Linked DNA regions of Homo sapiens: region 1 is linked to region 2. Evidence: chromatin loops called from intact Hi-C (ENCODE). Cell type or tissue: heart left ventricle. All regions are shown on one strand. Each heading gives the region's core, and the rest is flanking DNA. Links, peaks and the distances in the headings are about the cores only.

What was found. A loop is a pair of places that touch in the nucleus more often than their neighbours do. Peaks named below come from ENCODE experiments on the same cell type or tissue, not always from the same donor. Only the 100,000 strongest peaks of a DNase experiment are listed, where the experiment ranks them.
Region 1: a loop joins it to region 2, with 2.6 times the contacts of the local background. A loop is called at or near these places in 3 of 110 quality-filtered maps.

What each region holds. Positions count from the first base shown.
Region 1 is chr7:71,730,473-71,735,845 of GRCh38, reverse strand. No RefSeq gene overlaps it. Among named protein-coding and RNA genes, the nearest start is that of MIR3914-1, 430 kb to the right of the region's middle. RefSeq lists an enhancer at 2,394-2,583. In heart left ventricle, for the core only: CTCF peaks have their summits at 2,185 and 2,393 (motif pointing right); DNase peaks (open chromatin) are centred at 2,405 and 2,650; H3K4me3 peaks cover 304 bases.
Region 2 is chr7:71,411,572-71,416,944 of GRCh38, reverse strand. GALNT17 (polypeptide N-acetylgalactosaminyltransferase 17) reads right to left here. Exons shown (of 11, transcript NM_022479.3): 4 at 882-1,056. Among named protein-coding and RNA genes, the nearest start is that of MIR3914-1, 110 kb to the right of the region's middle. In heart left ventricle, for the core only: no CTCF peak of the experiment used is centred there; a DNase peak (open chromatin) is centred at 2,214.

The sequences.
Region 1 (5,373 bases), core at 108-5,107, 320 kb before region 2:
GGCAGAGTTAACCAGCTCCTGGATGGCTCATGACCTCAGCGCTCTCGTGATAGCCACAAGAGTTGATCCTTGCTCTGCAACCCAAAGACTTGATCTGTTGTATCTGAAGGATATGACCACAGAGGTGGGCGTTTATTTTATTTTATTTATTTACTTACTGAGACAGAGTCTCACTCTGTTGCCCAGGTTACAGTGCGTTGGTGCAATCCTAGCTCACTGCAGCCTCGAACTCCTGGGCTCAAGCCATCCTCCCACCTCAGCCTCCAGAGTAGCTGGGACTGCAAGTGTACACCACTATGCCCGGCTAATTTTTTTATTTTTGTAGAGATGGAATCTTGCTATGTTGCCCAAGCTGGTCTTGAATGCCTGGCCTCAAGTGATCCTCCCACCTCAGCCTCCCAAAGTGTTGGGATTACAGGTACGTACCTTTGACCCAGTATATGGCAAAATTTGAAGCTTAGAATCAAGAAAGCTGAAAGCAAAGACAAAATGGGAGGGTTCTGTTATCAGGACAGAGTCTAGAAAACCCCCTGCAGAGATTTCGCCAGGGCGTGGCTGAATCACTCTGGAGCACATCCTAGGTGACAAACAGGCTCTCATACCCTCTTCTGACCTGAGCCCCCTCCAGGGACCCAGGTATGAAAGGTGGCTGTGATAACCCAGGAAATGAGCCTGGGATATCGTCAGGTTACCTGGGATAGTTAAGAGGTCTGGGGTGGACAGATGGAATGAGATAAAGTCCCTTGCATGGTATCCAGCATGTAAGGCATTTTGGTTGCTATTCTTTAAAAATGGATTACTGTTACTATTCTTAGTGACCAGGGGATCCATACTTTGAATTGCTACCTGCCTTTAATACTTTTGGGGGTTTCACCTCTGAGGATGGTGTCTGACATCTTGCTGTGCCCTAGCAAGGTAAGATGTGAGCAAGAACGCTACCTCGGCGGCTTCTTTTATTTTTAAAATTTTATTTATTTTTTAAAAATAAAGGCCAGGCACGGTGGCTCACACCTATAATCCCAGCACTTTGGGAGGCCGAGGCGGGTGGATCACAAGGTCAGGAGTTTGAGACCAGCCTGACCAATGTGGTGAAACCCCATCTCTACTAAAAATTCAAAAGTTAGCCAGGCATGGTGGCGCACACCTGTAATCCCAGCTACTCAGGAGGCTGAGGTAGGAGAATCACTTGCACCCGGGAGGCGGAGGCTGCAGTGAGCCGAGGTCGCACTACTGCACTCCAGCCTGGGAGACAGAGTGAGATTCCGTCTCTAAAAATAAAAATAAAAATAAAAATAAAAATAAAAATAGAGATGAGGTCTCGCTATGTTGCCCAGGCTGGTCTCGAACTCCTGGCCTCATGTGATCCTCTCACCTTGGTCTCCCAAAGCTCTGGGATTATAGGCATGAGCCATGGTGCCCAGCCCTCTGCAGCTTAACAAGTTCATGGGACTCATCAGGGCTTCATGTGTAGGATTCAGGGAATCTATGAGCTTGGATGGGAAAATTATTCCCTTTGTTTCGTTTACCTCTAAATGAAAGATAACATTTCCTTTAATTATGAATGTAAACAACAAACCACTGTAGACAAAACAGAACCTGACCTTTTGTCACCAACAGAAATCACAGATTTTTTGTCAAATTATAGGTGCTGCAGAAATCTTGTAATAACATTGATGCTCATACAACTTTGAAATTATAGCGAGTAGACCCATCACTTATGGTCTATTTAATGCATTAATCAAAAGTACATATAGTTCTAATAAAGTATACATTATTTATTTATTTTCTTTCTTTCTTTTTTTTGAAAAGATACAAGTTCTCACTTTGTCTCACAGGCTGGAGTGCAGTGGTGCCATCATAGCTCACAGCAACCTCGAACTCCTGGGCTCAAGTGATCCTCCCACCTCTTGGGTAATATCTTTATAGCAGTGTGAGAAAGGACTAATAACATTTCACAGTCTTAAACTCTAGATTTTTTTTTACAGTGATGCATTTTTTCACTTCAGCCTCCTAGGTAGCTGGGACCACAGGTGGGCCAACATGTCCAGATAATTCTTTTTTTTTTTTTTTTTTTTTTTTAGAGATGGGGTCTTGCTATGTTGCCCAGGCTGATCTGGAACTCCTGGTTTCAAGCCGTCCTCCTGCCTCTGGAAGGCCCCCAAATGCCTGGAGGTACAAGGCCAACCCAGGGCTGGTACCATGCGTCGCAGCACAGGCCAGGTCATAGAAGGGAACGTGTTCGCTAGCTCTGGTCTCCTCTGACCACCCCTCATCCCCATCCGCATCGCTGCTCCGCCGGGGAGAAATCAATGAAGCCTCACAACCCTCCTGCTTTCCTTCATTTCAGGGGAAAGGAAGCAGCGGAATCAAGGCCAGGCGCCAGCAGGGGGCGCTAGAGCATCGGTCTTCAGAGCCCGGCTTCCCAGCTGAGCTCCCGCGCGGGACGTCCAAGGAGCAGACACCTGCTCAGGGCGCCTCCCTCCTCGGGGGGCCTGCGGGTGCTCCAAACACCCGGCCAGACCTAGCCTTGGGCAGCCTAGGCCGCTTCACAGCTTGCTGTCGCTGTATACCTTAAAATTTGCATTCCCTTCAACAGGTTAGGTAGGACATTAGGGGGAAGCCACGACCAGAATGCAGTTCAGATTTCCAGCGGGGGCGCTGCGCCTGCAGGTGCTGGGAGAGCCAGCCCGCACCCCTCCCTTGCAAGACTGGCACTCCCTGTGTCTCCCTCTCCCTCCCTCCCTCCCTCCTTCCCTTGCTCCCTCCCTCCCTCCTTCCCTTGCTCCTTCCCTCCCTCCTTCCCTTGCTCCCTCCCTCCCTCCTTCCCTCCTTCATTTTTCTTCCCTCTTTCCTTCCTACTTTCCTCTCTCCTTCCTTTTCTTTCTCCTTCTCCCTTTTCTTTCTTTTTATCCTTCTTTCCCTCTTTTATCTTTCCTTCCTTCCTCCCTTCCTTCCACTCTCTTTGGCTTTCTCTGTAAATATTTCTCTCTTGTCTCTATTTTTCTAATTCCTTATTTATTTCTCCCTGTCACTCTGTACTTGTTTCTCTGTATCTCTTTATCTCTTTTCATCTCTCCTGTCCCTTTCTGCCTCTTTCTCCTTTTCCCTCTCCCTCTCTCTGTTACACACACACACACACACACACACACTCATGATTTTCTCCTAGGCCTGCAGCTCTTTGAGGCTGGAGGCCAGCCCTGCAGCTCATGAAATCCGGGAATCCGCAGGGATTGCAGTGGGTGGGCAGCCTCTTTAATAATTGCTTCCATAGTCAAATACTGCAGGCCCTTTTGTGACTCCTCCTCCAGGCAGACTCACCACAGGGCACAATGCAGCCTGCATTGTAGGTGGTGGTGTGCAAATCCACAGGTGCTAGCATCTCACAGAACATTCTCCTTCTACCACCAATGACCCGAGTCACCTGGGATAAGGTACTGAACCTCTCTGGGTCTGTTTCCTTGTTTAAATGGGCCTCTCCAAATTAGATTAAATCTTGTATCTAAACAGGGGTCTTGTGAGACTACTATGTGTGGAAGACAGTGTGGGGTTTTTGATTTGTTTTAGTTTGTTTTTTGAGATGGTCTTGCTCTGTCGCACAGGCTGGACTGCAGTGGTGCTATCATGGTTCGCTGCAGCCTGGATTCCCTGGACTCAAGCGGTCCTCCAACCTCAGCCTCCCGAGTAGCTGGGACCACAGGCATACGCCACCACACCTGGCTAATTTTTTGTATTTTTTGTAGAGACGAGGTCTCACTATGTTGTCCAGGCTGGTCTCAAACTCCTAAGTTCAAGCAATCTGCCCACCTTGGCCTCCCAGAGTGCTGGGATTACAGGCGTGAGTCGTCCTGCCCTGCCTGTAGACAGCTTTTGAAATGGCTCCCAGCGACGGCTGCCTCTTGTTGTTCACACCCCTCTATAATCCCCTCCCTTTGCGATGGGCCAAACTGAGAGACTCACTTCTAGCAAAAAGATTATGGCAAAAGTATGGGATTTCACTTCTGAGATTTGGCTACACAAAATTGATTTCCGTCGGGCCAGCTCTTCTCAAAGGTGCTCCTTGCTCACGTGCTTTGATGAAACTGTACTGTCATGAGCTGCCCTACAAAGAGGCCCACATGGTGAGGAACTCAGGCCTCTGGCCTCTGGCCAACAGCCAGTAAAGAACAGAGGGTCTCAGGCCAACTGAATCATCCCAACAATCGTGAATCTTGGAAAGGAATCTTCCCTCAGTTGAGCTTTCAAATGTCTCCAGCTGTACCCGACATCTTAATTGCAGCCTGGGAGAGCCCCTGAAGCAAAGGACTCCCCAAAGCTGCCTTCAGGAGATGACCCCCAGAGACTATGAGGTGATAAATGCTGTTGTTTTAAGTCACTGGATTTTGGGAGAATTTATTATGCAGAAATAGATAACTAACACAATATGTAAAAGATGTTGTGTTATAGCTAGAGCAGGCTAAAGTGCAGTAACAAATAACCCCAGACATGAAATGGCTCAACAAAACAATCCTGGTTTGGTATTCAGGTCAATGAGGAGGGTCTCTTTCATTCAGATATTTAGGGACTTAGATTCCTTCCCCCTTATGGCTCTACCATCCCCTAAGGCCCTGTTGTTTTCTGCATCCAGCCCAGAAGGAGAAAGGGAGCGTGGTCAAGGCAAAGTCACCCCACAAAAGCGCAGCCCCAAAGAGCTACCTGTGATATCTACTCACATTCTTTTGGGGAAAGTTATTATTATTATTATATATTTTTTTGAGATGGAGTCTTGCTGTGTCATCCAGGCTGGAGTGCAGTGGTGAGATCTCGGCTCACTGCAACCTTCACCTCCCAGGTTCAAGTGATTCTCCTGCCTCAGTCTCCCAAGTAGCTGAGATAATAGGTGCACATCACCACACCCAGCTAATTTTTTTGTATTTTTAGTAGAGGTAAGGTTTCACCATGTTGGCCAGGCTGGTCTCAAACTCCTGACCTCAAGTGATCTGCCCACCTAGGCCTCCCAAAGTGCTGGGATTACAGGCATGAGCCACTGTGCCTGGCCTCTCTTGGGGAAAATTATATCGCATGTTTCCACTTACTTTCTAAGGAGATTGAGAGCTATATCTACTGATGGTGGCTCCAATCTTAGAATGCATAGTATAGGCCTAGCCTCAAACTACTCAATATATATTGGCCCTAGGGAGTCTGGCCCTACCTAGGTTCTTCGTCTCCATGTCACCTCTCCTGACACTGAAATTGTCAGGGACTTGTCTACTGAGAAGTTCTTTCCTTTTTCTTTTTCTTTTTCTTTTTCTTTTTTTTTTTTTGAGATGGAGTCTCGCACTGTTGCCTGGGCTGGAGTGCGATGGTGCGATCTTGGCTCACTGCAACCTCCGCCTC
Region 2 (5,373 bases), core at 228-5,227:
CAAAATCTTCTACTCCCCGTACACTCAACCAATTTCTCACATTCTGTTCTTTTCACCTGGAAAAATATCAGGGCCTATCTGCAGAAAATGCGCTTCACCTTCCTCCGAATGATGTGAAAGATAATCCCATACATTCTGGGGAGCTTTACCTGAGTAGTTAGAATTATAACTATATCTCTTTTCTCACAATGACAGACAACCATCCTTCCCTGCAAACAGAGCAGCAAAGAAGGAAAAGAGAACAAGAAAAATATGACTGTCTTGTACCATTTGCAAGGATTCTGTTGAGTTTTATCTAATTGATACACCGTTTTCTTTTTTTCTTTTTTTTTTGAGATGGAGTCTCTCTCTGTCACCCAGGCTGGAGTGCAGTGGCGCGATCTAGGCTCACTGCAACCTTGGCATCCCAAGTTCAAGCGATTCTCCTGCCTCAGCCTCCCAAGTAGCCGAGACTACAGGCGTGCTCCACCATGCCAGGTTAATTTCTGTATTTTTAGTAGAGACAGGGTCTCACCATGTTGCCCAGGCTGGTCTCAAACTCCTGACCTCAAATGATCCACCCACCTTGGGCTCCTAAAGTGTAGGGATTACAGGCGCAAGCCACCATGCCCAGCCTGATAAAACATTTTCACTGGGGATTTTGATGACGATGATGATGACGATGATGCCAATGATGGTGAACTGAACAGACGGCAGACAAATTTCTCCCTGCTCCCTAGCTTTATCCCAGACAATGGTCTCACTTTCTTCTTTGACGAGTCTCTCTCTAGTCTCCCAGTGCCACTACAGGTAACAGGTGAAATGTCCCACCTCCCAGATTCCAGCCCCTCTCAACCACAATGCAGGTCTTGAGCACCCCTGAGTTTCAGCTCATGACCTACCAGCCAGCGGTGAATTCCACGTGGGCATCAAAGAAGCCAGTGACCTGCCCGGTAGCCACCTTCCAGCCCTCAATGCGAGCGCGGATCAGGCCTTCCCTCTTCTGATTTCTTACCACCTTCACCAGCCCGGGGTAGCGTTTGTGGACATACTCCTCTAGGGGGACCTTCAGCTCCTCTGCAAATGACAAAAATGCAAGAAGGTCTATAAACATGTCATTTCAAATTTGCATCTAACCCACTGCAATGCCCACAGATCTTCAGGGAGTTCAAAGATCTCAAAAAAAATCGCATGTTAGTAATTCTGGCAGAAAAGAAAATCTCATCAGTCTAGGAGTCAGAAGACATCTCTGATGCATTCACCCAGGACAGCTATCTTCTGACAGTTTGCAATCCGTACAGCGGGATGGGAACCAGGCCTGGCTTTTATATCCCGGCTGCTATGAGCCGGCAGACGTCCTTCAAGATTCCTTTTCTTAGTGGCCCTTCCTCCAAACTTGGCCAGAATCCTTGTCCGGTTTATCAAATTCTATATGGGCTTTTCCATCTGCACACAGACTCGTTCTTACAGTACGTGCCTTGGGATGCAATGTAAGTCTTTGCTCAGTAGTAGAAATGCTACCTTGGAGGCAGAACTAATGCTACCAGGGATTGAATACCCTCCCTTCTGCAACAAGCAGGTGGCAAAGTGCTTCATTTCTATGAGCTAATTTTATCCTTGCAGAAACCCTAGGAGGTTGCTAGATTAATTTCATTAATTAACTAAATTAATTCTATTTTGCAAATGAAGACATAATCTTAGGGAGGCTAACCTGTTCCAAGGTCACATATGGGCTAACGGGAGAGCTGAAACACAACTCAACTGAATCTAACTCTATAGACATAAAGACTGATACTTGGCTGAGTGCAGTGTTGTGCACCTGTACTTCCGGCTACTCGGGAGGCCAAAGCAGAAGAATCACTTGAACTCAGGAGGCTGCAGTGAGCTATAGTTACACTACTGCACTCCATTCTGGGCAACAGAGAAAGACCTGGTGTCTAATTTTAAGAATAAATAAAACTAAAGGCATTTAAAAAAAAAAAGTGATACTTTGTGTGCATAAAAATCACCAGGTATAGGGAGGAAAAGGAGGGGCTAACAGGGAGGGGATTCTTAGATACTTGCACTCCAGGTACATGTCCTGCATGGGTGCTGGGGGACTCAGGGACATGTCACTAAAGGCCACAGGTCATGGAATGCTACAAGGGGAATCCCGCCTGCTGACCAGGGTTGGCTTGTGACTGCAGGAATCTCTGTAAGTTCAGGGAGAATATTCTGAATGCTGAGCGCTGGGCACCATGCCAGGAGTTCTGGAGGCACTGTTACCTCTTAGCTGCCACGTGACCTGCAACTTAGTCGTGGCTCTTCCCAGGAACAGGATGTCAGCTCCTGGCTACATCACTCACCACATCCGGGTATCAAATGAGTTCCTCATTTGTTAAGAAGTTGCGAGACTTCAGGGAAGATATATGGGTAGGGATTGGCAAGGTTGGCAAAAGAAAGTGTGGGTCATTACCACTGGCCTTCTCACATCTAAAGAGCTTTGGGAGGTATTAAAGGAGTAAAAGGATAAGGCCTAATCATTTGGTACTAGCCTTATGGCTGCTACAACTAAAGGAAAAGCTATATAGAAAGCACTCAATATGCATTCAATAAATGGTAAATCTAATAATAATTGGTTTATCATAATTATTAATGTTGATCAATTACATAACTTCCTATGAACAACAGATTGTCTTTCTAACTAGCCAATATCATTTTTATTTTTATTTATTTTTACGTTTTGAGACGGAGTTTCTCTTTCGTTGCCCAGGCTGAAATGCAGTGGCGCGATCTCAGCTCACTGCAACCTCCACCTCCTGGGTTCATGTGATTCTCCTGCCTCAGCCTCCCGAGTAGCTGGTACTACAGGCATGTGTCACCACAGCCGGCTAATTTTGTATTTTTAGTAGAGATGGGGTTTCGCCATGTTGGTCAGGCTGGTCTCGAACTCCTGGCCTCAGGTGATCCACCCACCTCAGCCTCCCAAAGTGCTGGGATTACAGGCATGAGCCACTGTGCCTGGCCACCAAAATGATTTATAAAGTCTAGGGCCTACTGTATAGCAGTAGACACCATTCTCACTCTTACAATGTACAGGGATACACTGTTCCAAACAACAGTGTATGGAAACATCAAGGTAGATGCCACCTCCAATGATCAGGGTTTAAGAACAAGTGACACTGAGCAGGCTTCCTTCCCAGTCCCTGCAGTGTGATTCTGGACTTTATAAGATACTGAGTTGTGCTCTGGCCTGTGCTCAAAGACAATTCAGACACAAGTGCTCCCTCAAGATGCTTACAATCGAGTTAAGGAGATGAGATACGTTTAAAAATTATAGGAAGGCGCACTTTGGGAGGCCAAGGCAGGTGCATCACCTGAGATCAGGAGTTTGAGACCAGCCTGGCCACCATGGAGAAACCCTGTCTCTTCTAAAAAAAAAATACAAAAAATAATAGCTGGGCATGGTGGCGGGTACCTGTAATCCCAGCTACTCGGGAGGCCGAGGCAGGAGAATTGCTTGAACCTGGGAGGCGGAGGTTGCAGTGAGGCGAGATCGCACCACTGCACTCCAGCCTGGGAAACAAGGGCGAAACTCTGCCTAAAAAAAAAATAAAATAAAAACAAATTATAATATTCAATATTATAAGGTAAATGAGGCTAATGGCCCCCACTCGCCCAAAAAAAATGGTCACGGAGGAAGAGTGCTGTGAGGAGTCACAGACAGAGAAACTGTTTTGGCTGGGAGCATTAACGGAAAAAGTTGTTTAAGTTATGCAGCAGATCTGGACGTGAGCTCTCACTATTCTAAAATACCACACCAAAAAACACCTAAGTGAAAAATTGGATCTACTTAGATGACAGTATCATGAGCATCAAAGTTTCAGTCTAGGAAACTGGGAAGATGCCATTGATTTATTTTATTTTTATTTTATTTTCCTTTTCAGATGGAAGCTTGCTCAGCCACCCAGGCTGGAGTACAGTGGCGTGACCTCAGCTCACTGCAACCTCCACTTCCTGGGTTCAAACAGTTCTCCTGCCTCAGCCTCCCAAGTAGCTGGGACTACAGGTGCCTGCCACCATGCCCGGCTCATTTTTGTATTTTTAGTGGAGACAGAATTTTGCTATGTTGGCCCTGCTGGTCTCGAACTCTTGGCCTCAAGTGATCCCCCTACCTCAGCCTCTTAAAGTGCTAGGATTACAGGCGTGAGCCACCACACTTAGCCAGATAAGATTGATTTAAAAAGAGAAAAAGAAGAGAAGAGAAGAACAAGTTGATGAGTTTCTCTGAGGACAGGTTGAGGGGGCCAGAGGACATTCTGGGGTAGGCAGCTGAACCACGACAATGGTCTGGAGGTGAGAAAACAGGGCAGAGGTGTCAGGCACTGAGTGATAAGAGATGATGTCCTAACATGGAGAAACCCCGTCTCTATTAAAAATACAAAAACTAGCCGGGTGTGGTGGCGGGCATATGTAATCCCAGCCTCTCAGCGGGGCTGAGGCAGGAGAATCGCATGATCCTGGTGGGGCGGAAGTTGCAGTGAGCCGAGATTGCTCCACTGCTCTCAAGCCTCAGCAACAGAGCGAGACTCCGTCTCAAAAAAAAAAAAAGGGAGATGATGGCCTAGGAGAGAAGGTGACAGTTCCAGGAAATGCAGGGAAGAAGACTTAGAACCACACGTTGTGGAACACATGTATTTAGGAGGCAGGAAGGAGGGCTAGTGAGCAATCATGGCTCACTGCAGCCTCGACCTCCCGGGCTCAAGCAATCCTCCTGCCTCAGCCTCCCGAGCAGCTGGAACTAAAGGCGTGCACCACCATGCCCAGCTAATGTCTTTTATTTTGTACAGGGCTGGATAGAGAATGTAGAAGGAAGAAGGGCTGGAGAAGCCATACTCAAGGCGGTACAGACGGGACTCCAAGGAGGAAATGAAGTTCTCAAACCTGAGAGCCCAAGAGCATCATCTGCAGGTGTTGAAACAGAGTCCAGCACTTTACAGGATAATGCTCCTATGACACCAGTTCCGAAGCATTATCCTGTGAAGTGTTTGGCAGAGTTTCTGGAAGAAGGATATGTGCATTCATTTTATAAATATTTAAAGGAGCCTCTGTGGGTGAGAAGGTTCAGAGTCCCTGTCCTCCAAAAGCTGCTCAACCTCCAGGGTCAGGAAAGTCAAATGCATTAGAGAAAATGCAAGCTGAGAATGGTCCGTTGATCAAGACAAACAGAAGGCCCCTGATAGTACCAGTGAGAAAAAAGAAATCCCTGCAGATGCAGCTGTCTCCTGCAGGGGCAGGGTCAATACAAGGAGAACTGGATGAGTGGGACATCTCAAGAGGGACTTCCAGGAAGCCTGGCTCTGGTGGAACACATCTGAGACAGCCTAAGAGCATTAGGGTGTTGAGATTTGAAAA